Linked DNA regions of Homo sapiens: all the other regions are linked to region 1. The links are chromatin loops, found by intact Hi-C in ENCODE. Cell type or tissue: heart right ventricle. All regions are shown on one strand.

Region 1 (4,000 bases):
CCAGGCACATTGCACCCAAGGAGCAGGTATGATCAGCAGACGCAAGGGTCCCAAGCCCCCTGCATTGGGATACCAGGCACCCCCACAGGTGCGTGGAATGCATGGTCCTTGTGGGCCTTACCCAGAGAAGCTGATATGGTCTTGAGGGGGGAAATGATCACAGGAATGGTCTCTTCTTTTTTTTCTGAGAAAGATGTAAGGAAAAGAGATTCCGTTAGGAAAGCCTTCATTTGACGCTGTGGTTCAAGTCATTGTTTGGCTAATCAACTAAGTTATCCTTTCCAGTATGGCCAGTCATTATGAGAGTCAGGCTTTGTCTGGCAAAGGAAACAGGCTCTCTACAAAATCGAGCATCCTTGGCCAATGACTTTCCCAGCAGAGCAATTACTGGAAGAGGCCACAGCCAAACACACATTCCGCTGACAGGAGGTCTTCAGTCCTTGCTCTATGATAAACAATTAACCATTTCCCTCCCAGACTTCCTGAAAACAATCATGTTTATGAGGTCCACGAGATAGATTTTCCCCGAAACTTGACCTGACCTAAAATACCTTCTCCACCTCTCCAAAGTGCCTGCCACAAAATACTCAAGACTCAGTTCTTCTAGAAAAGGCACAGGGCTCAAGAAACACCTATTTGGAAGGCTAGTGTGTAACCTGGCCTCGGCCACAGAGGCCTTGTTAATTGAAGAGATAAACTCTCTGGAGAGGCAGAAGTGGATCTCCAAGGGATTAGAGCCAACGTAAAGAAAGGAGGTGGCCGGGTGCAGTGGCTCACGCCTGTAATCCCGGCACTTTGGGAGGCCGAGGCAGGTGGATCAACAGGTCAGGAGTTCGAGACCAGCCTGACCAACATGGTGAACCCCTGTCTCTACTAAAAATACAAAAATTAGCTGGGCTTGGTGGCGTAAGCCTGTAATCCCAGCTACTCAGGAGGCTGAGACAGGATAATCGCTTGAACCCGGGAGGTAGAGGTCGCAGTGAGCCGAGATCGCGCCATTGCACTCCAGCCTGGGTGGCAGAGCGAGACTCCGCCTCAAAAAAAAACCAAAAAAAAAAAAAAAAAGAAAAGAAAAGAAAGAAAGAAACGAGGCCCCTGAAATGAGCAAAAAGGACACCTGGGGGGTGAGGGCTGTGAGTTGTCTCCACGACGGGCCTCATCATCCTCACTTCCACGAAACAGCATTTTGAAATCCTGACATGAGTACACATTAGACAGCATGGCAGGACAGCCTGAGGGGCAGACGGCTTTTCGACCACGGCCAGACGCCTTTTCCTCCCCTCCTCCAAGTCACGCGCTGCCCTATGGAGCTGGGGCATCCAGGGAGAGAAAGAAGCCTCCAGGATCTCAGTGCTTCTTAGACTTGAGGGTCCCCAGCATCACCCGGGGGCTTGTGAGACACAGATGACAGCCCCCAGACTCCAGTTTCAATCAGTAGGTCTCCACGGGACCCGAGATTTGCATGTCTGTTGAGTACCCAGGTGATGAGGCGCTGCTGGCCCAGGACCACCCCTTGAGAGCCACTGAGATCCTGGGAGGATCACAACACAGACAGGCATGTAGGGCGGCTGCCCCCTAGTGTTCATGCACAGTATCGCAGAGACAGGACCGTGCCGGTCCACGGAAAGCCTCAGGAGACCTGAGTCAGTGGCCTGTCCAGAAGCAAGGAGCTGATATGAACGAATCCTCACAGGACTGTAAAACAAACACAATCAGGACACCTCAGTCCGTGGGAAAATGCGGTGCAACTGAATCTCTGGATGCTCTGTGAGAAAAATATATTTTCCCCTTATAGACCAATTATTTAAACTTAGCGTGTCTCTGAAGCTCTCTGAAATCCCCTCAAAAGACCCCAGTTGTGATCATTATTCAGTATAAAAAACAAAGAAGTGTGGCCCACTCTCCAAGGCAAAGTCCAGGATTTACACATGGTTACACCTGTCTCCATGTCCGGCACACAGTTGGTACGGAGTAAATGTTGAACAAATGTGAAACAATAGCCAATACTGCTCAAAACAGCATTTTCAAACGAAACTCCTTTTAATCAATGGCAGCTCTGACTATTTGAAATATTGCTATTAAGGGCAGCTAGACCCACCTTAGGGAAGACAAATAAAAGGCAATTTCCACTGGATGTGCAAGGCTAGCTCTCTGGTTAGAATACCCAATAAAATTGAAGTATCCTAAAATTGAACATAAAGTTACAGCATGTGGTGACCTCTAGCCCTATAGGTGCAAAGCTTCACAGGACACTTTCCAAGGGTACCTTCTACAGAAGCCACTGTTTGACTCTCTTGAGTGGTGTGTTTTAGCCTTCATCTTGCAACCCTATAACCTTCCCAATTCGTTCACCTGTTCTCAGAACAACACCCTGATTTATACCTTTCAAAGTATCACACACGTCTTATTAACCTGATGCTTCAGGAGAGCTGATGGATCTGTTTTCCGTTATCCTTCATTCCAAAGACCTGCAAGGAATTCTACGTGCACCGTCATTTGTTCTCTGCATGCTTGTTATTGAACCAGGATAGATAGGTGCCTCAATGGCAAGTACTTACTCTTGATGCGTAGCTCAATACTCCTAGTGATGTTGTATTGCTGGCCTTCATGGGCAAATGTCAGGACACAGCGGTAATAGCCAGCATCTTCCAGGGCCACATCGTGTACGAGTAAGTGAGTGGTCCCCCTCACACTTAGAAATTTCTCATTGTCTTTATCCAAAAGAAGAGAATCCTTAAGGGAAAATGTTTTTTTAAGTTGACATTATACCAATATACATCTCAAAGGCTATGAATTACATCATCATTATCAACCAATGTGGGATTTGCAATCCAAGAATTGTCCTGGTATTTACTTTGCCAATTTTGTACTTTGGGCATACGTTTGACTGTATTATTAGGGGAAGGAATTTGTTAACATATAAACAAATAAAATTGCTAGATTTGGTTAACTACAATAGTTAGAGCATATTTGTCCAAGGGGAAAAAAAAGAGACGAACTCTTCTTTGACAAAGTAAGCCATCTAAAATACAAATATGTTTATGTCCTGACTGCTACCTTCAGGCCTTAGGAAGTATCTGGGAAGAGCACTATAAATCGTCATGATGACCTGGACAACAATGCTCAGAAGAGATGACGTTGCAGTAATTACTTTAAAAAGCATTTCAATTTTGTGAGTCAGTAACAGAAAAATCTCTGTTATAAGAAAAACTAAATAGGGGAAACGAGTCCACACTTTTTATATGGACACAAGGTTCTCTGGGGTCTCTGCAGAATAGAATCCTCAAGATCAAGGCCTCCAGGAAATAGAAAGAGCGGAATGGGATTTCTAAAAACACCCTAATGAGCACACAATGTTCTCAGGGACATCACTTTCAAAATCATGATTATTCAACGTTTGCAACAGTCAAATATAACCTTGAGTCACTTCAGAATCTTACTCCGAACGAGAACACAGATAAAATTGAAATTGCCACATGGCTCATGAAGTACCACTTTAGAACATATTTAATTGAAAGGAGATATTTCATTGTTCTAAGCATGAGTAGTCAAATATGAAAAATGCCAAATAGAGCCCAGCACCACAGTCATTCCAGTGGTGTATGGGAACTGGCCTCCTGGGTTTGAGTTTTGACTTCACCATCTACTGGCTGTGTGATCTTGGGAACATCCTTATGGGTCCTTAACTGTAAAAAGGGGGGATATTTACAGTTCCTACTTCATCGGGTTGCATGTCAGGGAGTTTAGAACAGGCTTGGATATAGTACATGCGCAGTAATAGGTATCATTATTATGAAGGGAATAAATATTACTAAGCATCACCATGACATCTTTGTCCATGCACATTTATTGAGCACCATTTATATGTCAAGCACTGCACCGGGTGCTTCATACACATGATTCCATTTAATCTTTGAAACAATCCCAGGTGGTGAAAGTTATTAATTGCCACTTTACAGAGGAAACAGGTTCGAGAGGTGGAGTCACTCGGCCACGGCTG
Region 2 (4,000 bases), 220 kb before region 1:
CTGTGTTATGGCCTGTTAAGTTTTTAGGATCCATCCAACTGGATGGAAGCAATGGCACCATCCACCCCTAGGGAGGCCTGCTTGAGAACGTGCCCTACTGAGAATCACCAGCAGCAGAGAAGGTACAATGGATAAACATACAAGACAGGGGACTAGTGGGGCTGGGAATTGCACAGCCACACCTTGAAACAGAGAAGTGTATTACTAGGTCCTTCAAGACCAAAAACATCCCATCACAGCTTCTTGATCATTTCTTTTGAAATGCACAAAAAATATATAAAACAAGAAATTCCCCAGTGTCATTACCAAACTAGGAACTCAGGCTTGAGCCTGGGACACCTTAGAATAGGTTTTGCTTTCTGACATCTTCAGCCAGCATTGGTGGGAGTCACAACTGGTACAAGCTTTCTGGAGGGAAATTTGGAAGAATGCATCAAATGATCAGATATAAATAGATCTATTTAAAAGATAAATTCTTCTATTTCCAGTAATTTATCTAAGGCAAATGATCAGATGAATGCACTTTGTTTGTAAAAGTAACAAATAGAACAAACCTAAACATCCATGTGATGGTTTACCTTATATGTCAACTTGCCTGGGCTGAAGGATGCCCAGATTAAACATTATTTATGGACGTGTCTGTAAGGGTGTTTCAGCGGAGATTAGCGCAGGAATCAATGGACTCAGTAAGACAGTGAGCCTTCCCCAGAGCAGGTGGGCATCATCCAAATCCCTTCAAGGCCTGAATAGAACAAAAAGCAGAAGAAGGAGGAATTCTTCTCCACCCCTTTTCAAGATCTGCCTCACTCACTGCTTGAGCTGAACCATCTCATCTTCTGCCTTCAGACCGGGATTTATATCATCAGCGCCACTGGTTCTCAGGGTGTTGGACTCCAACTAAAGAAATATTTCACTGGCCTTCCTGGGTCTCCAGCCCACAGAGAGTGGATTGTGGGCCTTCTCAGCCTCCATGATCATGGGAGACAGTTCTTAATTTTGTATATATATAAAAGTCATATTGATTCTGTTTCTCTAGAAAACCCTGACTAACGCAATTCATAAATCTAAGATTGGTATTGCAAGATCAAATCTATGTGAATATTCATATATACACCAAAAGGATAATGAATATTTTTATAACTTCCTGTTTTCATAAATTTACCCAATGAGCAAATAATCAGGGAGGAAAAAGCTGTTTATATTTTGAAAGCAAAACAAAAATCTCCATCCTTAGTTTCATCCGGCTCTTCAGAATAGCCAGGATGTCTTATTTCACAGCAGACTTGCGTAAGTGTCTGAGGGTTGCGAGTTTCTTTGTTTTTAAAAATTTTTTTAACTGCTCTATGTTTTCATGAATGAACTTCACTCATGGGCAGTCTTGTTTCACAAACTCATGTCCTCCACCACTCCCTGCACTGGATTATTTTGAAGTAAATCCGAGACATCATAGTATTTCATTCACAAATGTTTCAGTATGTCACCTCTAACACATAAGATGCTTTTAGAAACATAACAATGCTACCATTATCATGCCTAACAATTTAAAAGGAATGCTGTAACATCGTGAAATACCCAGCCGGTGATACACTTCCCTGGGGCCATGTCTAACAACTGTGTTACCCCTGGGTGGGTTATCTAATCTCTTACACACTTACTTTCTTCATTTTAAAATGGAGAGGATATAGGATAATTGACTGTTAATGAGATAATGTACTTAAAGAGCTTAGCTTAGGGTCTGTCTGGCACATGGTAAATGCCCCCCTACCTGGCGGCATCAGATCATTTGTGATGTTACACACATTTTCCGTTCACCGGGCTTTTGTACGAATTAATCCTTACTTTGTAAATGTCCTGTTCATATTCTCTGGCCCTTTTTGTAGTGGGCAATAAGGATACCAACATTGTATTATCCCTTTTTTACAGAGGAAGAAACTGGGGCACAGGGTTTTTGACTTGCAAGAGGGATTTAGCTAGCATACTCCCTCAGCAAGTGGTTGAGTTGTGACTGGAGTCCAGGGGCCCGACGCCAGGGCCACCTCTCTGAAATCCCTATGACCGCAGTCCCCTCTTGCGAGCACATAGTAAACAGGGCCTGCTGATCCCCACTCACCACCCTTGGACAGACTGCGACAGTCTCAGAAGCCCAAGAGTTAGGAACACATTCGAAAATGGCACTATCTCCACCTTCTCAGCAGCCGAAAAAGAAGAAAGATATCCTTGGCCTTAAGTTGGAGAGCCCCGAGAAGGTAATGTGTGCACCCCGGGATGCCCGCCCACCTGTAAGTCTCCATTCTGGCCGCCTAGGTAGGTTGCGGCAGCCTGAACGGGGCTCTGTGAGCTTCGGGCTGGACAGCGGTTCCTCAGCAGCCACTAGAGGGCGCAATGGCGCCGTAGGCAGGCACCGAAGTCCTTGTTTGCCGAGCTCAGGCGTGACCTTGTTTGTCCTGTGTCTCAAGAGAGGAAATGTTCATCTCTTTCTCAAGGTCCTTCACCCAGTGAGCTGCTTTCTTTTCCTCTTGATGTCATCCTTTTACACAGGCAGGAAATTATGTTCACTTCTACTATCCTGTGGTCATTTAAAACCACAAACAAAGCTGATTGACCAGGAAGTCAGATAATTAAAAGAGCCATAAGTTCTTGATAAAGCCTTGTTGATTGAAGAAAGCAAAGTAGCCAAAGTATCGTGATTGACAGGGGGACCAGCAGCCTGAGAGGCTGAGCTCTCCAGATTGCAGTGGAAAGGCATAAGTTGGTTATTAAAACAAGTTGGCGAGCTGTGACCAGCATTTTGAAAAATTGAGCTAGACTTGAACAAAATAGAACAAATAACATAGAACAGAGCTTTTTCCATTCCGTGTGTGCATACTGAGTTGCTTACTAAATTATGTTTCTCACTGTACTTCAAAGTTTTAAAAATATGAAAGCCTTGACCGGGCTCGGTGGCTCATGCTTGTAATCCCAGCCTCGGTGACAAAAGCGAAACTCTGTCTCAAAAAAAAAAAAAAAAAAAAAAAAAAAGGAGGAGAAGAAGAAATTTGGAGAAATGAGGCCATCAGAGAGGATGAGAGGACGAAAATATTCATCAGGACATAAAGCTTTGGTGGCTGTCAGACTGAGAAACAGTCCATCTACTAAGTGTGGGGAAAAAAAGCTATTGTGCATGACCCTCATGTTTCTCTATAGCCTCAATCACAGGTTGGGTTTTGCCCAACTTTTCAGTGGACCACACCACGAAGGTAGTGGATTTAAGGTGAAAAATATTTGAATGTTGACAAGCTAATTGTCAGATGATTTTAGCAGAAATCAGTTTTCATTATTTAAACTGATAAGAAAATGTTTGTGATTTTGACAGGCATGGTAAACAAACAAAATTGTGATTTATGTTGCTCAAATGAGAATAAAATTTATTTCACAAATTACTGATATTTTTAACATTTACAGTTTAATTGTTCATTGTGGAAAAACAGAGAAAAGGGCATACGCTGTCCAAGCACAGGCTTCCATGTGGGCTCAGCCCACCATGACATGGGGATGAATCCCAACTCTCACCCACCATGACAGGTGATCCCCCCAGCTCTCACCCACCATGACAGGTGATCCCCCAAGATCTCACCCACCATGACATGGTGATTCCCCCAGCTCTCATCCACCATGACGTGGGGATACCCCCCAGATCTCGCCCACCATGACATGGGGATGCTCCCAGCTCTCACCCACCATGATGTAGGGATACCCCCAGCTCTCACCCACTATGACCATGTGGATGACCACCCGCCCTCACCCACCATGACACAGGGATACCCCCAGATCTCACCCACCATGACATGGGGATGCTCCGAGCTCTCACCCACCATGACTTGGGGATGCCTCCCCCGACCAGCCCTCACCCTCCATGACCATGGGGATAACCCCCAGCTCTCACCCTCCATGACCACGGGGATGGCCCCAGCTCTCACCCACCATGACATGGGGATGGCCCCAGTTCTTATCCCATCCTCCT
Region 3 (4,000 bases), 430 kb before region 1:
CTGAGGAGGAGGAGGCCAGCAGGACAGGCTGAGATCTGGACTTCTCAGGGTGTCCAGGGCGTGGCCCAGGCCTGAGAAGCCTGCTTGACCCAGTGCTGAGTGAGCTTTGTGGAAGGCAGAGTCCCAGAAATCAGAGGGGCCACTAAATTGGGGTGAGCGAGTAGTTCACTTCGCAGCCTTCAGCTGCGAAGCCAGGAGAGGTATCTTTGTCCTAGAAGGACTGCCTAGGGCCCCATGTGATTGTCTTCTTCTGCAGATGGATTTGTTTGATAATGGAACACATCTCTGGAACATATAGTTTCTGTGTTGTTGCCCAAGATGTTCTAACCTCATGTAATCTCCCAGATCTATATTCCAAAACAAAGAATGACAAAAAAGACTTGGGGATTGCATTGAACTGCCCTTTTTGCACTGCAGTTTTTCTTGACATGTTGGACTTACCTCCTCCTGGAGCCACATCTCTTTCAAGCAAACACAGGCTATATCCATATTTGTTTTCTAAAACATCAGGAAATAGGCTCAGGGCCAAGTGTTCTTCACTCAGAGATGAAGTGGCCTCACTTGGAAAAGAGCTCCATTTTGCATAGGATACGAAAGCATCAAAATCCTTTTTATCTGAAGAATAGGAAAATTTATAAAAACATAAGTCATTTACTCTTTTTTTTACTGTTATGGTACACATACATATGCTTGAATCATATGGTAAATGAATAAGAAATAATATTTGGGATCCTGACTAAATTGATTTTAAAAATTCATTTCAAAATCATACCACTGAGCGGTATTGATTTTTCACCCCAAATCGAATTCTAATTTATGAAGCAGTCTTGCATTTTTACTGATTTTAGGTCAAATGGCTGAGGCATTCTTTGATTAAGTCACATGAACTCAGGAGTTTCTCTGAGCCTTCTTTGCACCTGCAGTGTTTCTGTCTCATTAGTCACACATCAAGCAGGAGTCTGCCCCATCCAACATGATGATATCCAGTAAGCAAAGTACTGCTAACACCCAGCACATCGTATCCAAGGAGAAAAAGTACTTGCTCGGAGAGTTGATGGCCCATATGCTGATATGTGAATCCCCATATGTAAAATAAAGACAATCATAACTCCTGGGCAGGCTGTTTTAAGGGTTTCATGAGATAATGTATATGAACTTCTTGGTGCCTGGCTCATAGGAGGTGCAAGATAAATGTCCATTCCCCTCTATTCTAGATGGAAAACTATATGTATATAACTTGTTATAGGATATTTTCATATGCATACTTCATAAATGCATATGATTACTGAGACTAAGGAACTCACTGGAAGAAGTAGAAAATCCCAACACTTAACTCACAGGCTTCGGAATGGGATACATCAGATTTGTATTCCAGCAATTTCCACAATCCCTGTCAAAGTATTGTTACAAAACGGTAAACAGTAGCCCTGATTGCTGATGCTATTTAGTAGTACACCATGTTCAAGGTGAACCTAAAATGATGCCTCGGTGGATGGAAGTACCAGGTACCAAAAGGGAAGCTCCCAGAGTCAACAGAGGAGGATATAAAAGAGCTGAGGTTGGGAAACTAACCTATGAAGCACCTCATTGCTCATGTAGGAAGGATGAGACTTGTGGGGCATGGCTGGCAGGTAGGTGCTGTGCTGTTTAAATGTGTAACACACCACAGTTGCCTCTATTCCTTCCACATCATGTGAAATCCCAGCAAACTAAAATTTTTCTATAACCTGGAAACTACATTTATTTAGTCATAAAATTAGAGAGTGGAGTATTAGATGATCTCTGAGGTCCTCCAGAATTCTAACATTCTACATCTCTAAAATTTTGGTTACTTAGCATTAACTTCAAAGCAGTCATTTTGCTAAAAAATGTTAGGTTGGCCAACAGAGGGCACTGCATCCCCGTGCTTGAAAACTGGATTCTGCCTCCAGATCTGATCACTAAAAACATTGTCTTTGCAAAATAGAAAAAGAAAGGACACAAGTAAATGTTTCCCCATTGACTGACTCTTCTAAGCCAGCTCCAGAATCTTAAGGTAAATAGCATTTTATGACCTTGATTACATAATTTGCTTCATTCAAAAAAGTTATTAAAATAAATCTTAAAAACATTTCTCTTAAGGATTTCTAGTATGTATTCTCTATAGTAAGTTTAAAGAAAGATGTGACTGATGCATTTCTTTCTTCCTTTTTTTTGAAAAGGAGTCTTGCTCTGTCACCCAGGCTGGAGTGCAGTGGCATGATCTCGGCTCACTGCAACCTCCACCTCCCAGGTTCAAGTGATTCTCCTGCCTCAGCCTCCTGAGTAGCTGGGATTACAGGTGCCTGCCACCAAGCCTGGCTACATTTTGTATTTTTAGTAAGGATGGGGTTGCACCGTGTTGGCCAGGCTGATCTCAAATCCAGACTTCAAGTGATCCGCCCACCTGGACCTCCCAAAGTGCTGGGATTACACATGTGAGCCACTGCTCCCGGTCACTTTTTTTTTTTTTTTTTTTTTTTTGAGATAGGGTATCGCTCTGCCATCCAGGCTGGAGTGCAGTGATGTAATCATGGCTCACTGCAGCCTTGACCTCCGGGGCTCAGGTGATTCTCCCACCTCAGCCTCCTAAGTAGCTGGAACTACAGGTGGGTACCACCACGCCCAGCTAACATTAAAAAATTTCTTGTAGAGGCAGGTTTCACCATGTTGCCCAGGCTGGTCTTGAACTCCTGAGCTCAAGCATTCCTCCCACTTTGGCCTCCCAAAGTGCTGGGATTACAGGTGTGAGCCACCACACCCAGCCTCCCATGCCGGTCTTTATTCACCCTTTCTTCCCCCAGGGATCTGACAACTCCTCACTGAATTCCTAGTTTGGGAACGCACTGGAATTTGGAGGGGCCTCTCAGTAAGGTAAATAATTATCCGTGAAATCCTGCAAAAGGGGATTCTGCTTTTTCCAAGCAACAGAGTCATTTACTAAAACTGCAAACCTTCTAACCTTGGAGATTTCCAGGACTAGAAAAAAACAGAAGCAAGACTTCTATTCCACAGAAGCAAACATCAATGAACATGATTATCTTGCCTCAAATATTGACAGGCACTTCATTAATAGTAATAGCACTTGCATTTTACAGGACTTCTCACTTTTGGGGGCATTCCCACCGTCTTAAAAGCCTCATTTTACAGATGAGGCTAACTGAGGTAACAGCTAATGAAACCTCTTAAGCCAGACAACCTGTGCCCAAATCCCAAGCTCTAATGCCTTCCAGTAGTTCAATTGTAGGCACATGACTTCCTGTCTCTCTACCTGGCTGGTAGGATTGCTGTGACCATTAAAGTAGCTAACACACATGGCAGGCATACACTCTAGTCCTCAAGAAACAGCCATAGTCTGGCACATGCTGAGCTATTTACCGTGTACTGGGCACCATTCTAAATACTTAATGTGGCTGGGCACGGTGGCTCACGGCTGTAATCCCAGCACTTTGGGAGGCCGAGGCGGACGGATCACTTGAGGTCAGGAGTTCGAGACCAGCCTGGCCAACATGGTGAAACCCAGCAGTCTCTACTAAAAACACAAACAATAGCTGGACATGGTAGCGCATGCCTGTAATCCCAGCTACTCAGGAGGCTGAGGTAGGAGAATTGCTTGAACCTGGGAGGCGGAGATTGAAGTAAGCTGAGATGGTGCCACCGCACTCCAGCCTGGGAGACAGAGCAAGACTCCATCTCAAAATAAATAAATAAATAAATACATACATACATACATACATAAATGAATGAATACTAAATGTGTCTTAAGAATACATCAGTGAGCCCTCACAGCATCCTTTGCAATTGGTGCTATGACAATCCTGTTTTATAGATGAGGAAACAAAGGCACAGAGATATTCACTCATTTGCCCTATTGCTTTAGGTTGGTTATAGAGGGATTATTTTTAAGTCCAACATGTTTCACAATAGCATTGCCTACAAGATTCCTGGCAACTGGAATGAAAAAAATAATTGTTTCTCCAGC
Region 4 (4,000 bases), 420 kb before region 1:
GAGAATAGATAATAACAATACCTTAAGAAAAATATTTAAAATGACCAACTCCTACTGAAGGTTTACTATGTATCAGTCCCTCTTCTGTGCACAAAATATGGACTCTAATGTCCTCCATTCCTCACCTCCCAGGAACCCTAGAGTATAATAGGATCATAATGGCCTTGGCCAGTGACAAGGACAAGGCAAAGAAGGTGGGTGAGTAGCCCCAGACCACACTGCAGGGAATGGGCAGCTTGATTCCTGGGCTTGTGCCACGCTGCTCCACCCAGGAAGTTGGGAGTCTTGGCATTTATTCACAATTTGAGTTCTCTGAAGTTACCAATCTACAATCCATCTTTGTGTTAAGAAATCTTGTGTATGTGAATGATGTTTTAGGCTGTGTTGCTCTGAGACCACGATGCCAGCTCCTATTCACTGAGTGCTTCCTACCTGTCACACATTGTGATAGGCATAACACCTCTGCTGTAACCACGCCTCCCAGTGAGCTTGCAAAGTGCAGGCTATTATCCATAGATTATCAATGGGTGATGGAGGCTCACCGGGGCTAAGGGTCATGTTGACATCAGATAGAAAATGGGTTTAAACCCAAGGGTGGGTGATGTCAAAACATACCCTCTTGACTACACTCTCCTACTGTGAACTCTAATGCAATATCAGCTTAAGATGGGCCCCAATGACCTTCCTGATCTTAGAAATTCTTGCTAAATTTTATTGTTGTGACCAAAATCTGTTCTGTACTTTTTTGTAATGATGTATACTTTTCAAAATGATATTGCATTTTCTTATTGATATCTGTTAAGTATCAGAAGAAGGTACTTAATGCATAGACTCTTACTCTGGGTCACATCTTCGAAAAATCAGGGAATGCATCCTTTGGAGACACATCTGATTGGACATCACTGGATCCAGGCCCTTTGATCCTTCTGGGGACTGGAGATCAACTTTTTTTGTGATTGGATAGCTCCAAATATCTAGGGTTTTCTACTGGCCAAAATATCTCACCAGTAAATTCAAACCACTGATCCGGGTTCTGTGCTCCAGAGAGCAACAAACCAAGTCAAATTTCTCAAACAATGTAATAGCTCCCAAGGATTTCAAGACAGAGAGCCCTCCTCTGAGCCTCTTTTTCGGGGTTAAGTTGCTTCAGGTATTCCTCACTTCACATATTTTTTGTCAGACTTATTATTATGATGCCATTTCCCCTGGAGGTTTTCTAGACTGTTCATTACCCCACACATCTGGATCCCTGTACCCCCACACTCTCTGAACGGGTGGCACCGGTGAAAAGCAGAGTGAGGGTAAGCAGCATTTCCTCCCATTTCTTGGACATATTACTTATCTCCAAGCAGTCTGGGTCAGTACAACTGTCTGCTCAATAGCTTGACTTTGAGAGCAGCCACGTCAAACTGTTCCTACAAATTGAGGTTTAAAACAACTTAAATATTTCATTCAACGGCCGTTTGCACTTTGCATTTTTGTGCTTTTATTTTCACCACTAGTCGGTGCTGGTGGCTACACCATCAACTGTATACTTTAGGCATTTCTAAAGGTAGAAGTATCTCTTCTGAATTGCAGAGAACAGAATCCGTGAGTTTTTTTCTTACCTTTTCGCCTCAGGTACTGAGACTTCCCACTCTAGGTCAGAATCTTTGATGTACCATTTTATGACAGGGTTAAAGACCCTTTCAAAGCCAAATCGTGCTTTGCAGCTAATAGTTAAAGGCTTTCCTGAAAATGAAGAGGCCAGAGAAAACAAGAAGGAAGCTGGTGAGAATACTTTGTCCTACATCTGGGAGGAAGACGTCGCCAGAAGCTGTCTCCTGATGCAATCAGGTTTGCAGGTAGAATATGTGTGCCAGAAATAATGAAACGTCTACACAGCTCTCATTCAGAAATGCATAAAACCAGGTACATTTTTTCTAATGGGCAATCCTTCTATCTCAACCATATGACTATATGTTCTTAAAATGAAGATGAGCATGATTATATCACTAAGGGTCCTTATGTGGATTGAGGGAGACACTAAGAAAACTAAGAAAATGAGGAGTTTCTGAGATCAGCCCGGTCTTCTGCACTACTGTTGAAGTACAAGGTGTGTCCATAAAGAAAATTTTACTATCCAATATTTGTTTATTAAGTAAAAATCATAAAGTTATTGTAGCACGTGGTTTAAATAAAAAAATTATTTCGATATTAAGCAATTTTTCTGAACAATTCACTATGGATGGGCATGCATATTATGAGACTAACTTTTTTCTACCCATTTTTTTCCATGAGGAATATTCACATATGCTCTGCCTCAAATCTAATATTTAACCATGAAATGACTAGGAGCTCCATTTGAATACTCATCTTTGCACCTTAACGTTTTTCCACTGGTAATACCTTATAATTCACTAATACATATGTAACTTGACTATATGAATTAATCTAATTTTTTCCTCCTTCTTTCCTCCTTCCTTCCATTCCTGTGACGTTGAGCACATAGTTAGTGCTATTTCTAGAGTCAGAACACACCACTCCTGCCATCTAGTGATCTTATATCATAACATGTATTTTTATGTTTCTTTCTAAAATAATAAATGTTTTAGTAGCATTTTAGAAAGTATAATAATAATAAAAAAATTTATATTATTAAAAGAAAAACAGCATTTTATTTTTAATACAGCAATTCTTATTTGTCTGTGTAGAAAGACATAGATATTATTGAAGTTGACAAAATAAAAGGAGACCCACAGGGAAGTCAATTTCTCCTCAACCCCAAAGAAGACACTACTTTGGAATACAAATTGTTTGGGCAGGGGTTGTAGAATTCTACTACAGTTCTCTTAAATGCCAGATTAAATGTCATATTCATAAGAGTTAATGTTACTCAGGTTGGCGAATTTGTAGTCATAACTGATAGACCTAACCAACATGTACGAAACCACCTGTTCCTGGGGAAGTTAAGGAAGAATAAAATCTATTGATCAGGTTTCATGCTCCAGCCACTTAACATACATTGTCCCATTATTTCTCAGTATAATTTTTTTTTTTCTTTGAGATGGAATCTTGCTCTGCCACCCAGGATGGAGTGCAATGGCTCGATCTCGGCTCACTGTAACCTCCGCCTCCCAGGTTCAGGTGATTCTCCTGCCTTGTCATCCTGAGTAGCTGGGATTACAGGCACCCACACCCACGCCCGGCTAATTTTTGTAGTTTTAGTAGAGATGGGGTTTCACCATGTTGGCCAGGCTGGTCTCAAACTCCTGACCTCAAGTGATCTACCCACCTCAGCCTCCCAAAGTGCTGGGATTACAGGCATAAGCCACCATGCCCGGCCTGCAATATAATCTTTTAGGGTCAGTTTTATGATAGCTATTTGCGGATTTAAGTACTGAGGCTTAAAGGATGAAGTAACTGTGCAAAGTCACAAAACTAGTCAATGGCTGAGTTAAGATTCACACCCAATTCTGTTTGACTGGAAATCCCAATGCTGTTTTCCTTCTATCACACTTAGACCTGCTCCCAGCAGCACGATGTCATTCAAAGGCGATGAGGCCCAGCTTACCAAGTTCTACTTCCAGTGTGTCCTCGACAGGATCCAGAATATCTGGTTTGAGTTTAGTGTCTCCCACTGAAAGATGAAAACAAAGATTACTATTTGCATTGGAAAGTCTGAAGGCCTGCTTGATGAAGATTTAGGTGCACAGCCACACTTTGATCTAAATGTCTTGGAGCTCTGTCTTCACATTTTACTAATTACCTGTAAGTTAGGAATTCCGGTTTCCATGTAAAAAGCTTGCCCCCTAAAATGACTGCCACATCAGGTTGTGGGTGCTGGTAAAACATTAGTTGTTAATTGATCCATATCTGCTTGTGTGCATTCTCTTTCACACTAATCCTGCCCCTTGCAGACCTGAGCTCCTATCCCTGTCTTTTCCCACAAGATTTCTTTGTGGTGCCATCTGGCTGAGTAATTGAACTGAAAGGAGAATCCACCCAAGAAACTGTGCAA
Region 5 (4,000 bases), 340 kb before region 1:
CAGTGACTCTCGGGTGCACTTTTACCACATTTTGAGAATGAGAGTATTTAAACTGAACGAAACATTTCCCTTAGGACATGGACAGAATGCCTTCTCTATAGTCAGGGTTTGTTTCTCAAAGCAGCAGTCTGGTTTTAACTCAAAATTGTTAACCACAACATAAAGAGGAAGTGATGTGATAGAAGTATTCTGATATGGTTTGGCTGTGTCCCCATCCAAACCTCATCTTGAATTTAATCATGGGGGCAGTCACCCTCATGCTGTTCTCATGATAGTGAGTGAGTTCTCATGAGATCTGATGGTTTTGTAAGGGGCTTTTCCCCCTTTTGTAAGTTTCCTGAGGCCTCCCCAGCCCTGCAGAACTGAGTCCATTAAATCTTTCTCCTTTATATATTACCTGGTCTCAGGTATGCCTTTATTAGCAGTGTGAGAATGGACTAATAAAGTAAATTGGTACCAGAAGTGGGGTGCTACTGTAAAGATACACAAAATGTGGAAGTGACTTTGGAACTGCATACAGGCAGAGGTTGGAACAGTTTGGAGGGCAGTTTGGAACAGTTGGAACAGTTTGAAGAAGATAAGAAAATATGGAAAAGTTTGGAACTTCCTAAAGACTTGTTAAATGGCTTTAACCAAAATGCTGATAATGTTATGGACAATAAAGTCCAGGCTGAGGTGGTCTCAGATGGAGATGAGGAACTTTTGGGGAGCTGGAGCAAAAGTGAATCTTGTTATGTTTAGCAAAGAGATTAGTTGCATTTTGCCCTTGTCCTAGAGATCTATGGAACTTTGAACTTGAGAGACGATTATCTGGAAGAAGAAATTTCTAAAGAGCAAATCATTCAAGAGGTGACAGAGCATAAGAGTTTGGAAAATTCACAGCTTGAGAATGTGGTAGGAGAGAAAAATCCATGTTCGTGGGAATGGGGGGCATGGAATTAAAGCTGGTTGCAGAAATTTGCATAAGAAATGAGGACTCAAATGTTAATTGCCAAGACAAGGGGAAAAATGCCTCTAGGGTATGTCAGAGATCTTCATGAGAGACCCTCCCATCACAGGCCCAGAGGCCTAAGAGGAAAAAATGATTTCCTGGGATGGGCCCAGGGTCCCTTTCTGTGTGCAGCCTAGGGATTTGGTGCCCTGCATCCTACCCCTCCAGCCATTGCTAAAACAGGCCAAGATACCAGGTCAGGCTGTGGCTTCAGAGGGTGCAAGCCCCAAACCTTGGCAGCTTCCACATGGTGTTGAGGCTGCAGGTGCACAAAAGTCAAGAATTGAGGTTTGGGAACCTACGCCTAGGTTTCAGAGGATGTATGGAAATGCTGGATGTCCAGGCAAAAGTTTGCTGCAGGGGTGGAACCCTCATGTAGAATCTTTGCTAGGGTAGTGTGGAAGGGAAATGTGGTGTTGGGGCTCCCATACAGAGTCCCCACTGGAGTACAGCTAGTGGAGTTAAGAGAAGAAAGCCACCATCCTCCAGGCCCCAGGATGATAGATTCACTGACAGCTTGCACCATGCACTTGAAAAAGCCCAGAAACTCAACACCAGCCCATGAAAGAAACCAGGAAGAAAGATGTACCCTGCAAAGCCACAGGAGCATAGCTGCCCAAGGCCATGGGATCCTACCTCTTGCAGCAGCGTGACCTGGATATGAGACATGGAGTTGAAGGAGACTATTTTGGAACTTTAAGGTTTAATGACTGCCCTATTAAATTTAGAACTTGCATGGGGCCAGTAGCCCCTTTGTTTTAGTCAATTTCTCCCATTTGGAAGGGGTGTATTTACTCAATGCCTGTACTCCCATTGTATCTAGGAAGTAACTAAATTGCTCTTGAATTTACTGACTCATAGGAAGGGACCTTCCTTGTCTCAGATGAGACTTTGGACTTGGATTTTAGAGTTAATGCTGGAATGAGTGAAGACTTTGGGGGACTGTTAGAAGGGCATGATTGTGTTTTGAAATGTGAGAGCATGAGATTTGGGAGAGGCCAGGGGTGGAATGATATGATTTGGCTATACCCCAACCCAAATCATCTTGAATTGTAGTTCCCATAAGCCCCATGTGTCATAGGAGGGACCTGGTGGAAGGTAATTTAATCATGGGGGTGATTACCCTCATGCTGTGCTCCTGATAGTGAGTGAGTTCTCATAAGATCTGATGTTTTTATAAGGGGCTTTTCCCCTTTTTGCTCAGCCTTCTCCTTGATGCCACCATGTGAAGAAGGATATGTTTTCTTCCCCTTCCACTATGATTGTAAGCTTCCTGAGGCCTCCCCAGCCATACAGAACTGTGAATCAATAAAGTCTCTTTCCTTTATAAATTACCCAGTCTCAAGTATGCCTTTATTAGCAGCATGAGAATGGACTAATACACATTCTTTGAAAACATGGATGTCGAATCTACCACAAAACACAAGAGTTAAGGAGCACCAACTTCATGTTTTCTGGTTGCAATACAATCTCTATTTTATACTAATACTTCAACATAGAAGGTGTGATACATGTGTATATGTGGGTGTCAGCTTCAATTGACATGCAAAACCCTGGTGAGTCATTAACAGTTCATTTATTTTCCTGTTTTAGAGTTAATATAATAAAATGCATAGGCTATACAATATGTGCTCCTTTATGTCTGGGTTATTTTGACATGATTGTTATAAATGCATTCATGCTGTAGCAGTGATGTGTTCTTTTCTCATTGTAATGTAGTATCTAATCGTGTTACCATTTCGCAATTTATCCATTTTATAAAAGGATGCATGTTGGGGATTTGGTTTATTAAACAAATGTCTGTTGGATATTGGCTTATTTCTAGGTTTTCAGGTTTTCGCTTGTCTTAAAAAGCTTCTATAAACACATATGACTGTGTTTGGATGGACATGTGCTCTCTGGAAGTATTACCATTTGAAGAAACTTAATGTGAATTACACACTCTCCAGAGGTGGGAGGTTGATAATTGAAAGTCCACACCACCCCCCTCCTCAGGCAGCTAGAAGCTTTGGATATCTAATCATGGTTTACCATTAGAGGCTTTGTTGATTACCATAATGCTTGTTGGAAATGGTCCTTGATGGGATAAATAAGTGGAATTCAAGGTTTGTGGAGTTCCAAGTGCCAAAATAGGCACTCCTATTGTTCCATAAACACAGTATAAGAACCCAGCAGTGCCAACAACCAATGCCCTTTGGAATAAAGTCTGTGTTTGAAACTGTCTTGAGTTTGGACAATCATAGCATTTTGTCATTTAAACTCAACTAGGTTCAGTGAATCCTACATGTAGAACATTGTCATGTCTCCCTAGAGTGAAACATTCATGAAAAGTGCTCTTCAGGGCAGGCAGCTGGGAGCTTGGCAACTTTGCACAACTGGCTGCATGGCTGTTTCTGTGCCTGAAACATGCTCTCATTATAATGAGGAGTAAGGCTATTAGTGTATGTCCACAGGACATGGAACTCATGACACATTTTCCTGTACCTTGCTTTTCCACTCACTTGTTTGACAGATCATTACATATAAAAAAATGAAGATCTACCTCATTCTTTTATCATCTGGGTAGGGTTCCATTGCAGGGATCTCAATAATAAATGGATTCACGTAAGTAAATATACCCTGAGATTGGACCTGTGTTATTTGAAAGTACCAAAAGCTTAATTCAGCTATCTCTTCAGCAGTAATTATCAAAGTAGGGAAATGAGCCCATGTGTTTCCCTCTCCTAGATAATAGATCAAGGCAAATTAATATTTGTGCTCCCACTTTCTCCCCCAAAGCCTAAGGAATGCCTTGCTATTCAATCATGGAACGCTAAAGAATGAAGTCTCAGAATCCTTCTCAAATAAAAAAAAAAAACTCTAGGCAATCACTGCTAATAAATTAAAATTGGCATTTGACATCTACTATGAAGCCTACTTGAGCTCCTTGGTCTAGCCAGTCTCTTTTTTGTATATTCTGTCTCACTCTAATTTTTTTAAGCTGTCTAATATATTTGTCGTTTACTTTTC
Region 6 (4,000 bases), 150 kb before region 1:
TACCAGTCAATGGCATTGCTGGTTCCTAGGCCTTTTGACCTTGGTGTCTGGTTGGTGTTTTCATGGTAATAAGTGTTCACAGAAAAGTAGGGCTGGAGATATCAGACATGGCAAGATGTTTGCCATAGAGGCAAGAAATACAAAAAATTAAGATATAATTTGTCTCACTTTCCCTCCATTGATAGATTTATACAGTAAATGGCTTAGATTATATATAGTAAAGATACAATTTATCTTACTCTTATGTTTTAAAAAAAAAAAACCGATTCCAGCATACCCTCACTGAAGCCCACTTACCCAAGTCTACTTCCATTGTCTCATTAGCTGGGCTCACAATCACAGGCCTTGTGGGTTTGTTTTCCTCTGAAAGAAAAACATCCATAAGGTTTGTCAGTCTCTTATAGATCAGAATCTCAAGTGACGACAACACTTAGCAAAACATACTAAATGACTTCTGGCCAGATATTCCATCAAGTGTTCAAAGCACATATGCCAGGAGACAGGAGGCAGAAAGTGAAGGAAGAAAGCTGAGGCAGAGGCCACAGCACACTGTGAATCCCGGGGTAGAGCTAGACCTTCCGAATTCATAGAGTGGGGTGCTACTGAAAAACACACACATCACCAGGACCCTGGGTCCCCAGACAAATGCCTCTCTTAAGTGAAAGCATGTCAGCAAAGGCGAGAGTAGTGGAAAGTCACTTCCTTGAATTGGGTGTTATTGGCCAGAAGGGCTAGTCAATACTAGACCTGCTTGCATTTAATGACTGTGTTAATGACCCAATAGTGAGAACTACAGGGTTATGGAATAATGCTGTAATTTATTAAAATAGGCAAAAAAGTATCAAGAAGCCCCAGAAATTAATCTGACTTATTTATGAAAAGATTGGTTTCAGGGGTTTATCTGTGGCCATGAAGAAACTATGAGAAACTATAAAATTGAGCACTCGGTATTCCCCCAATCAAAAAAAAAGTGAACACCATGAAGGTAGGATATTCTCTGTTTTTTTCCCTAATGTATACCTATTACAGTTCCTGAAACATAGTAAATGCTCAATAAATATTTTTGAATCCTTGAGTGAACAAAAAGTGCTAGGCATCATTGGTGTGGGCCTTGGAAAGAAAACAAAATATTACCTCACTCCGAGTAGAGTATATTGTTTCTACAAATGGGATCAGAAAAGGAAACAGAGAATATCAAAAACACACTTAACCTGGCCGGGCGCGGTGGCTCACACCTGTAATCCCAGCACTTAAGGAGGCAGAGGTGGGCGGATCACGAGGTCAGGAGATCGAGACCATCCTGGCTAACACGGTGAAACCCCATCTCTACTAAAAATACAAAAAAATTAGCCGGGCGTGGTGGCGGGCGCCTGTAGTTCCAGCTACTCGGGAGGCTGAGGCAGAAGAATGGCATGAACCCGGGAGGCAGAGCTTGCAGTGAGCGGAGATCGCACCACTGCACTCCAGCCTGGGTGACAGAGCGAGACTCCATCTCAAAAAAAAAAAAAAAAAAAAAAACACTTAACCTAGCTTAAATAGTCCCCAGTGCCCAGTTCTCTCTCAAGTTCTACTTGCTGGTTAGGTTACTATGTTTCAGGAAAGACAGACCAGAGCTACCCAATGACAGGCTGCTAAAAACTCAAGAACATGGTTTGATACAAAGACCATTGAAAATTGGGATTCACTGATGCCTGTGGGACCATGGCAAGGAATTAACTTTTATTTAATAAAAATATTTTTAGGAAAATAAAGTATTATATAACTGGAAAAGTGAAGCTATTTATAGGGTGATCATATTCTGAGTTTGCTTGGGATAGTCCCAATTTATACCTGTTGTCCCAGCATAACTACTAATAGTCACCCCTATAACCTGCAAAAAAGTTCTGATTGGAATAACTCTTATTTTATTACATAAATCTTACAAAATCTCAATATTTACAAAAAGTTTGAGCATTCTGACTATCCCCTGGCAATTTGTGCATTTTGTTTCATTTTGCTGTGATATAGTTTTCAATATGAAACATGGTTAACGCAGAATTGAAAGACACAAGAAAATTAACAAGAACAATCATCCTACACCTATTAATTGCATAGCTGTTTTGCACCAAGCATTTCTTTGCACCAGGTACACAAGTTTCGTGTACCCCATATCTCTAATCTTCCCAATAACCTTGGGAGATTGCATCATCTTGTTACAGAAGAGGAAACAGGGTTAGAGAGGTTAACACCTAACACAGAATGAACAGGAGGTAGATTCTGGAAATGTGACTTATTCCAAAGCTCATTAGTGTCCACACCGATGCTTGCTGCTAGACACTGACACTCACTGAGATTCCCCAGGTGCAGGCTCTCAGAACATTCCCATATACCAGCCAGAGGGAGCCCCAGAGCTTTCAGTAAGAACCATTTTTAGCCATGCCAAAGAACAACCCTCTTAAATCAGTTGGAAAACACAGCTCATAATGTCTCTATTTAATTAGAACTACATCTGAAGCAGGAATGGAAAAACATTACATAGTATTTAGTAACAAAAAAACAAAACTAAAGCCATGTGACTTTTGTGGTATCATTGAGGTCGTCTTGGATTTGGTTTCTTCATGGATAATGAAAGTAGTATTAGAATCACAGTCTCTGGACCTTCCCAGATCTAAACCTTTTAGGGCTGGAGCTATGACTCACCTAGAGTAATAAATTCTATTACCCGGGTAATAGGATATTGCTTGCCCAAGTATGTGTAGGATGCATGACAAGTATAGTTCCCTCTATGCTTTTCAGCCACATTCATCACGATGAGCCTATCTTTGACTCCACTAAAGTGTATATTGTCAAGAAGTAGAGGTTTGCAATCCTAGATAAAGGGAGAGAGAAGCATTGAAAACCAATAACCAATAACTTTCCCCAATCTACCGCCAAAGGAGCTCCATTTTTTTCACCTTAGCAAATGTTATATTTTTAGAAAGTGACTGGAAAAGTTCCTTACATATAGTAAGTTTTAATACTGGCTTTTTGGAAACAGTTAACTATATTCCTATGACATTAAGTTTTCAAGTCTATGAGACTTGTACTATGAAGTGAAGGCCAATTTATTTTGCAAGAAAAACATGTTTGAAAAAAATGTTAACACTATATAGTTTCTTAACAATACTGCACTTCATTGATATTACGTATTTAGTACGTCTTAAGCTCTACAAGATGATTCCCCATTTAAGTTCCATCAGACTAGGTAGATTAAAGTTACCAAAACATGGGGTGTTCCATGGAAAGCTAGTCAACCCACTTTTCAGACAGTTATGGAAACTAGCAGGTTATTTGAAGACCATATCTTCAATAAAACACACATAGTATGTTTTGTAATAAATAGTTACATCTTCAATACCTTAAGCTTATAATCAGCCTTCTCTTTAAACATCTATTTCTAGTACTTTTCTCAATTACATCTTATTAAATTAAATAAAAACAACAGCAAACAAATTTCTAGTTAAGCTTCAAATTAAGTGAATGCAGTCTTACAATTCTTTTTAGGTTCCCTATCAAGTTTCACCATTAAAGAGAAAACAATATACAAAATAAAAAGGTACTTTGCAGATACATTCTATTGTCCAGGGAACTATTTTATTTTCTGGAAAAGTGAAATGTCATATTTAAAATAAAATTACCTTATACCACTGTAATTTAGGTAACTCATTATTTTCATTTTTAAAAAACTCCATATAAGGGCACACAAGTCCTCCGTCTCCTGCAACGGGTAGTTTCTGCTTAAATATGGCTTGTGCATTATAACATAAGTTAGGCTCATTCTCCACAAATTTTGCACTTATTTTAATTCTGAGGCAGTAAGATGAATTTCTAAAATAAAATAAAATAGGTAAGTTAAGCATTATTAAAAGTATTTCTGTCCTTAACAACTGCAGGAAACTAGAACATGTTTGTAACATACTAATTCCTCTCTTACCTTACCACGCAATAGTAATGTCCTGAATCCTCCACCTTAGCAGGAACA
Region 7 (4,000 bases), 320 kb before region 1:
TAAAAAAGAATGTTACATTTTTAAAAGATTATATAGTGTCTGAAATTAACCCAATAAAGATTCATCAGTTTCATGTTGTCCTTTTATTGTGTCAAATTATAATGATATCATTAAAATCCTGCTAGATTCAGAAAAAACTGTAGGGAAGCAATAAACAATTTGACTTTCCAAATGATGAGGAAAGTTATTGAATTTACCAAACATAAATATAAAAATAGTATTTTGTTGTATAATTAAGACTTATAGCTAGAGAAGTAGAAATGTACACAAAAAAAACATTTGGTATCAATAATTTGGTTGTGCATTCATTTATTCAGTCAACAAATATTTAGCTGAGCACTGGCTAGCTGCCAGGTATTGCACTAAGGACCCAAAGATGGAAGAGATGATGTCCCTGCCCTCATGGAGCTTGCAGTCGTGTTGAGCAGACTGTCAAACAGATTTAGGTAAGGCAATGTGACCAGTGCTATGATACAAACAGGATGCTACAAGAGTACTTGGAAAGTGTGTATACTGCAAACTGAGGGCCAAGAAAGGCTCCCTGGAATACGTGGTACCTGAATTACATGGTGAATAACAGATGCAATAAAGAAATGGGCTGAGCTACCAGACTTCCCGTGTGTTCCATGTACCTTAAATACTTTACAAAGTTTAACAATGATAATGTGTGTGGTATGGTTTGGGTCTGTGTTCCTGCCCAAATCTCATGCTGAATGGTAATCCCCAGTATTCGAGGTGGAGCCTGGTGGGAGGTGATTGGATCATGGGGGTGAGTTCATCATGAATGGTTTAGCACCATCTCTTTGATGCTGTCCTTGCAATAGTGAGTGACTTCTCATGAGATCTGGCTGTTTCAGTGTGGCACCTCTCTCTCGCTCCTGCTTTTACTGTGTGAAGTGCCTGCCTTTGCTTTGCCTTCTGCCATGAGTAAAGCTCCTGAGGTGTCCCCAGAAGCAGATGCCGCCATGCTTCCCATACAGCCTGCAGAACTGTGAGCCAATTAAACCTCTTTTCATATAAATCACCCAGTCTCAGGTATTTCTTTATATCAATGCAAGAATGGCCTAACAAATGTCTTATTATAAAGTAGCACCTAGGATTTTCTCACTGAAATGGCAGTAGTTTGATACTTCCCCTTTTTGTTCACTTTACCACCCTCGCTAACAAAATGAGTGTTCATTATGACCAGAAAAAGGTATAGAACGGACCATGCTTACAACATGTAATGCAAGTTATAAAAGAGCACAAAAGAACACGTTCAGTTTACGGTTGTTGGTGCATTTCCTTTCACATACAGTGACACAGAGGGAGTTCATAAAGTTAGAAAACAAGGATGACCAAAGAAGCAGCTGAGTGTTCTAGACAAACCAACGATAGGAGGGAGTGGGGGAGGACGAACAATTTAAGCAGCAGAGAAGCTCCCAGCAAACAGGAACAGTCTACAAAGATCAGACAGCAAACAACATCCCGAAGAAGAGAAGCACATTTTATGGCACAGGCCATTCCCATTGTCTTGATGGATCTCTTGGAACCACACTCCATTCTGCTTACACTTGCTAGAGAAAGTTCAGGTGATCAAAGTCTCAGAAACACTCCTTACTTGGATTTTTCCTACTTAGTCTTACGGTGTGCCTTCTCAAGCCATGCAAATTCAGGGCCAGACAGTCGTACTGCAGCAATAAATCCTCTTCCTTCACGTCAGCTATTCTTAAAACCATGTCTAGACAAGCCAGCCCATTGCTGAAACTAAGAAAGCAACCTGTTACTTTTAATGCCTACTTTGCAGGTGCAAACCATGTGCAAGGGGAAGAGGATGGTTCTCTTCAATATAAAAATACCTTTGATTTTGCCCTTCCTCTTGTTGAATTCTTGGTTCACCAAAGTCTGTAATTTTTGTTCCATTAAGCTGCCACAGGACGGCAGCCAAGAACTGAGTGCCTTTTCCAAAACAAGCAGAGCAAGTTAGGTTTGCGTTTTTTCCTAGAGGGGAGTAAGGACATTCACCAATAAAATTAACTTCTGCGACTGGCATTTTATCCCATTTAATGTAAAAAAAAAACCTTACTGAACACTTAGTATGCACCCCACCAGGACCTCCCTCCCTCATCTCTAGCACCTTCCTCTTTCTATGTCCTCTCTTGCCTCCTCCCTGCTTCCATTACCTTCATTCACCCAGCTGGGTTTGAAGCTCAGCTCCCACTATATTCTCATCTGCATGGGAAACTAACAAGGCCAATGATTCTGCCTTCACCAACCCCACATTACAAAGGATTTCTAGTAAAAGGATTGCCCTCTACTAGAAATTAGAGTTTCTTTCCAACTGCCCTCTTCCACATCTTTCTACAGAACTCTCTTCATCTCTCCATAAGCTACTTTGAAGATAAACATGTTTTACCGGATCTGGCTACCATTGCCCAGAATGAACACCCTGCAGGTCTCCATCCCAAGCTCTGGGATAGAGATGAAGATGAAATTAGATGCATACATGAAAGCATCATGAATTACAAAGTACAATAAACAAATGTAAACACTGCAATTGCTGTGTCCCTGTTCCCAATATTAGCAAATGCTTGGGGCAGGTGCTTTCAGGGATGTCACCTCACTTACTCCTCAAGGTTCCTTATGCTAATTGCCTGACCCCTGCTAAGGGAATTCAGAACAGGGGTCATATGGAAGGATTTTTCCAGGCAATATTTACAGCATTCTGATAAATTTTCTTACCAATTTCCACTTCCTTTATTTCATTTTGTGCAGGGGCTCCGATTACTGGAAACAGAGAAAAGCCTTGCTCATCTTAAAGACAAAAAGAAATATAAATATTAGGAGAGCATTGAATGCTAGTCAATATAAAGCTTGTATTTTCATGTTTCTATTCTATTTCATAGCAATGTTTTTCAAGTTCTTCTGACAATAACCCATAATGACAAACACACACACACACACACACACACACACACACACACACACACGAAACAGAAAGGCACTTAAATAAAACTTTCTTTTATTACCTATGATGCTCTTTAATATCATTATTCTCTGATATCACTTAAACAAATGCAGATCCAACCCATAAAACTAATTACATGACCTAGTAGTTGTTAGAAAACTACTCTTCTACAGAATAAGAATAAGACTACAGAGAAGATTTCAAAAGACCCATGAAAATAATAAATGGATGAGTCCACAGATTTGCTCGCAGTTCTCCACTAGGGTGGCCCATCCTCAGTGAAATCTTCCCCGTACGGAATTCTGACTCCTGTGACCACTAAGGCTGAAAGACGGGCAGTGCTTATGGAGCACTGCTGCAATCCTCCATCCCTTCATGCTCATTTATTTAATGACAGTGTGATTAAGGACCACTGTAAGGGTTGATATTAAACAGAAAGAGGCACTGATAGGAATGTGGTCTGGTGATGCTTATTTTACAGCGGTGGAGTATTGAAAAACTCCAAAAATTTGTCTCCAATATTGCTTTGCCCTGAAAAAACTGTCATACGTAAAGGGGCTATTACATCTACGTCTGTAGATCGACTTGTGCTAAGGAGACCCCAATCCTTTGTAGATTGATAAGCTATGATTGTGAAATCTTTCCCTTAAATAAGCTTTTATAAAATTTAAAATAACTTGGAAAACACATTTTTAGAATGAAGTGACTTACTCAAGGCCATTGATGATGTTGAAAGTATTGCAAACAAAGATTAAAAACCACTCGACAACATTTATGTACACCATAGTATACCATCACAAAGCCTCTCATTAGACTTTGAATCCAATGAGTATTACTAAAGATTAAGCTCTTTTTTAATTTGCAGAAACTCTGACACCAAACTAGAAAAAAAAAAAAAAAGCTGGTTTTGCTCTCCAAATAGTTGTATTGCCATTCAAAAAAAGTAAGTTAAGTTAGCATTCAGATTGCTTTATCTTTGGAAAATTAAGTCACAAAAAAAGAATAAAGAACAGATGTGGCTTTGAATTAGTAATGTAATTTCCCCCTGAAATT

What was found. Hi-C counts contacts between places; a loop is a spot of excess contacts. Peaks named below come from ENCODE experiments on the same cell type or tissue, not always from the same donor. Only the 100,000 strongest peaks of a DNase experiment are listed, where the experiment ranks them.
Region 2: it touches region 1 in a loop (9-fold over the local background); 104 of 110 quality-filtered maps call a loop at or near these places.
Region 3: a loop joins it to region 1, with 7 times the contacts of the local background. A loop is called at or near these places in 54 of 110 quality-filtered maps.
Region 4: it touches region 1 in a loop (6-fold over the local background); 66 of 110 quality-filtered maps call a loop at or near these places.
Region 5: it touches region 1 in a loop (4-fold over the local background); 56 of 110 quality-filtered maps call a loop at or near these places.
Region 6: it touches region 1 in a loop (9-fold over the local background); 83 of 110 quality-filtered maps call a loop at or near these places.
Region 7: it touches region 1 in a loop (3-fold over the local background); 61 of 110 quality-filtered maps call a loop at or near these places.

Annotation. Positions count from the first base shown.
Region 1 is chr2:102,018,371-102,022,370 of GRCh38, reverse strand. IL1R2 (interleukin 1 receptor type 2) reads right to left here. Exons shown (of 9, transcript NM_004633.4): 5 at 2,559-2,733; 6 at 122-184. Among named protein-coding and RNA genes, the nearest start is that of IL1R2, 28 kb to the right of the region's middle. RefSeq lists a silencer at 1,197-1,390. In heart right ventricle, CTCF peaks have their summits at 1,360 and 1,575 (motif pointing left); a DNase peak (open chromatin) is centred at 1,570; H3K27ac peaks cover 1,365 bases.
Region 2 is chr2:102,239,380-102,243,379 of GRCh38, reverse strand. IL1RL2 (interleukin 1 receptor like 2) reads right to left here. Exons shown (of 12, transcript NM_003854.4): 12 at 3,378-4,000. Among named protein-coding and RNA genes, the nearest start is that of IL1RL2, 54 kb to the right of the region's middle. RefSeq lists a silencer at 2,318-2,377 and an enhancer at 2,317-2,611. In heart right ventricle, CTCF peaks have their summits at 2,152 and 2,372 (motif pointing right); DNase peaks (open chromatin) are centred at 2,379 and 2,709; H3K4me3 peaks cover 610 bases; H3K27ac peaks cover 1,909 bases; H3K27me3 peaks cover 288 bases.
Region 3 is chr2:102,447,463-102,451,462 of GRCh38, reverse strand. It overlaps IL18RAP (interleukin 18 receptor accessory protein), which reads right to left. Exons shown (of 10, transcript NM_001393487.1): 9 at 442-615. Among named protein-coding and RNA genes, the nearest start is that of MIR4772, 17 kb to the right of the region's middle. In heart right ventricle, CTCF peaks have their summits at 1,687 and 1,886 (motif pointing right); a DNase peak (open chromatin) is centred at 1,890.
Region 4 is chr2:102,440,931-102,444,930 of GRCh38, reverse strand. It overlaps IL18RAP (interleukin 18 receptor accessory protein), which reads right to left. Exons shown (of 10, transcript NM_001393487.1): 5 at 3,554-3,619; 6 at 1,608-1,731. Among named protein-coding and RNA genes, the nearest start is that of MIR4772, 11 kb to the right of the region's middle. In heart right ventricle, CTCF peaks have their summits at 1,297 and 1,501; no DNase peak of the experiment used is centred here.
Region 5 is chr2:102,363,047-102,367,046 of GRCh38, reverse strand. All of the region lies in intron 2 of IL18R1 (interleukin 18 receptor 1), which reads right to left. Among named protein-coding and RNA genes, the nearest start is that of IL18R1, 9.3 kb to the right of the region's middle. In heart right ventricle, no CTCF peak of the experiment used is centred here; no DNase peak of the experiment used is centred here.
Region 6 is chr2:102,164,961-102,168,960 of GRCh38, reverse strand. It overlaps IL1R1 (interleukin 1 receptor type 1), which reads right to left. Exons shown (of 12, transcript NM_000877.4): 4 at 3,953-4,000; 5 at 3,657-3,846; 6 at 2,680-2,848; 7 at 298-363. Among named protein-coding and RNA genes, the nearest start is that of IL1R1-AS1, 15 kb to the left of the region's middle. In heart right ventricle, a CTCF peak has its summit at 2,373; no DNase peak of the experiment used is centred here; H3K27ac peaks cover 508 bases.
Region 7 is chr2:102,341,016-102,345,015 of GRCh38, reverse strand. IL1RL1 (interleukin 1 receptor like 1) reads right to left here. Exons shown (of 11, transcript NM_016232.5): 6 at 2,722-2,793; 7 at 1,839-1,980; 8 at 1,601-1,746. Among named protein-coding and RNA genes, the nearest start is that of IL18R1, 13 kb to the left of the region's middle. In heart right ventricle, a CTCF peak has its summit at 1,910; no DNase peak of the experiment used is centred here; H3K27me3 peaks cover 358 bases.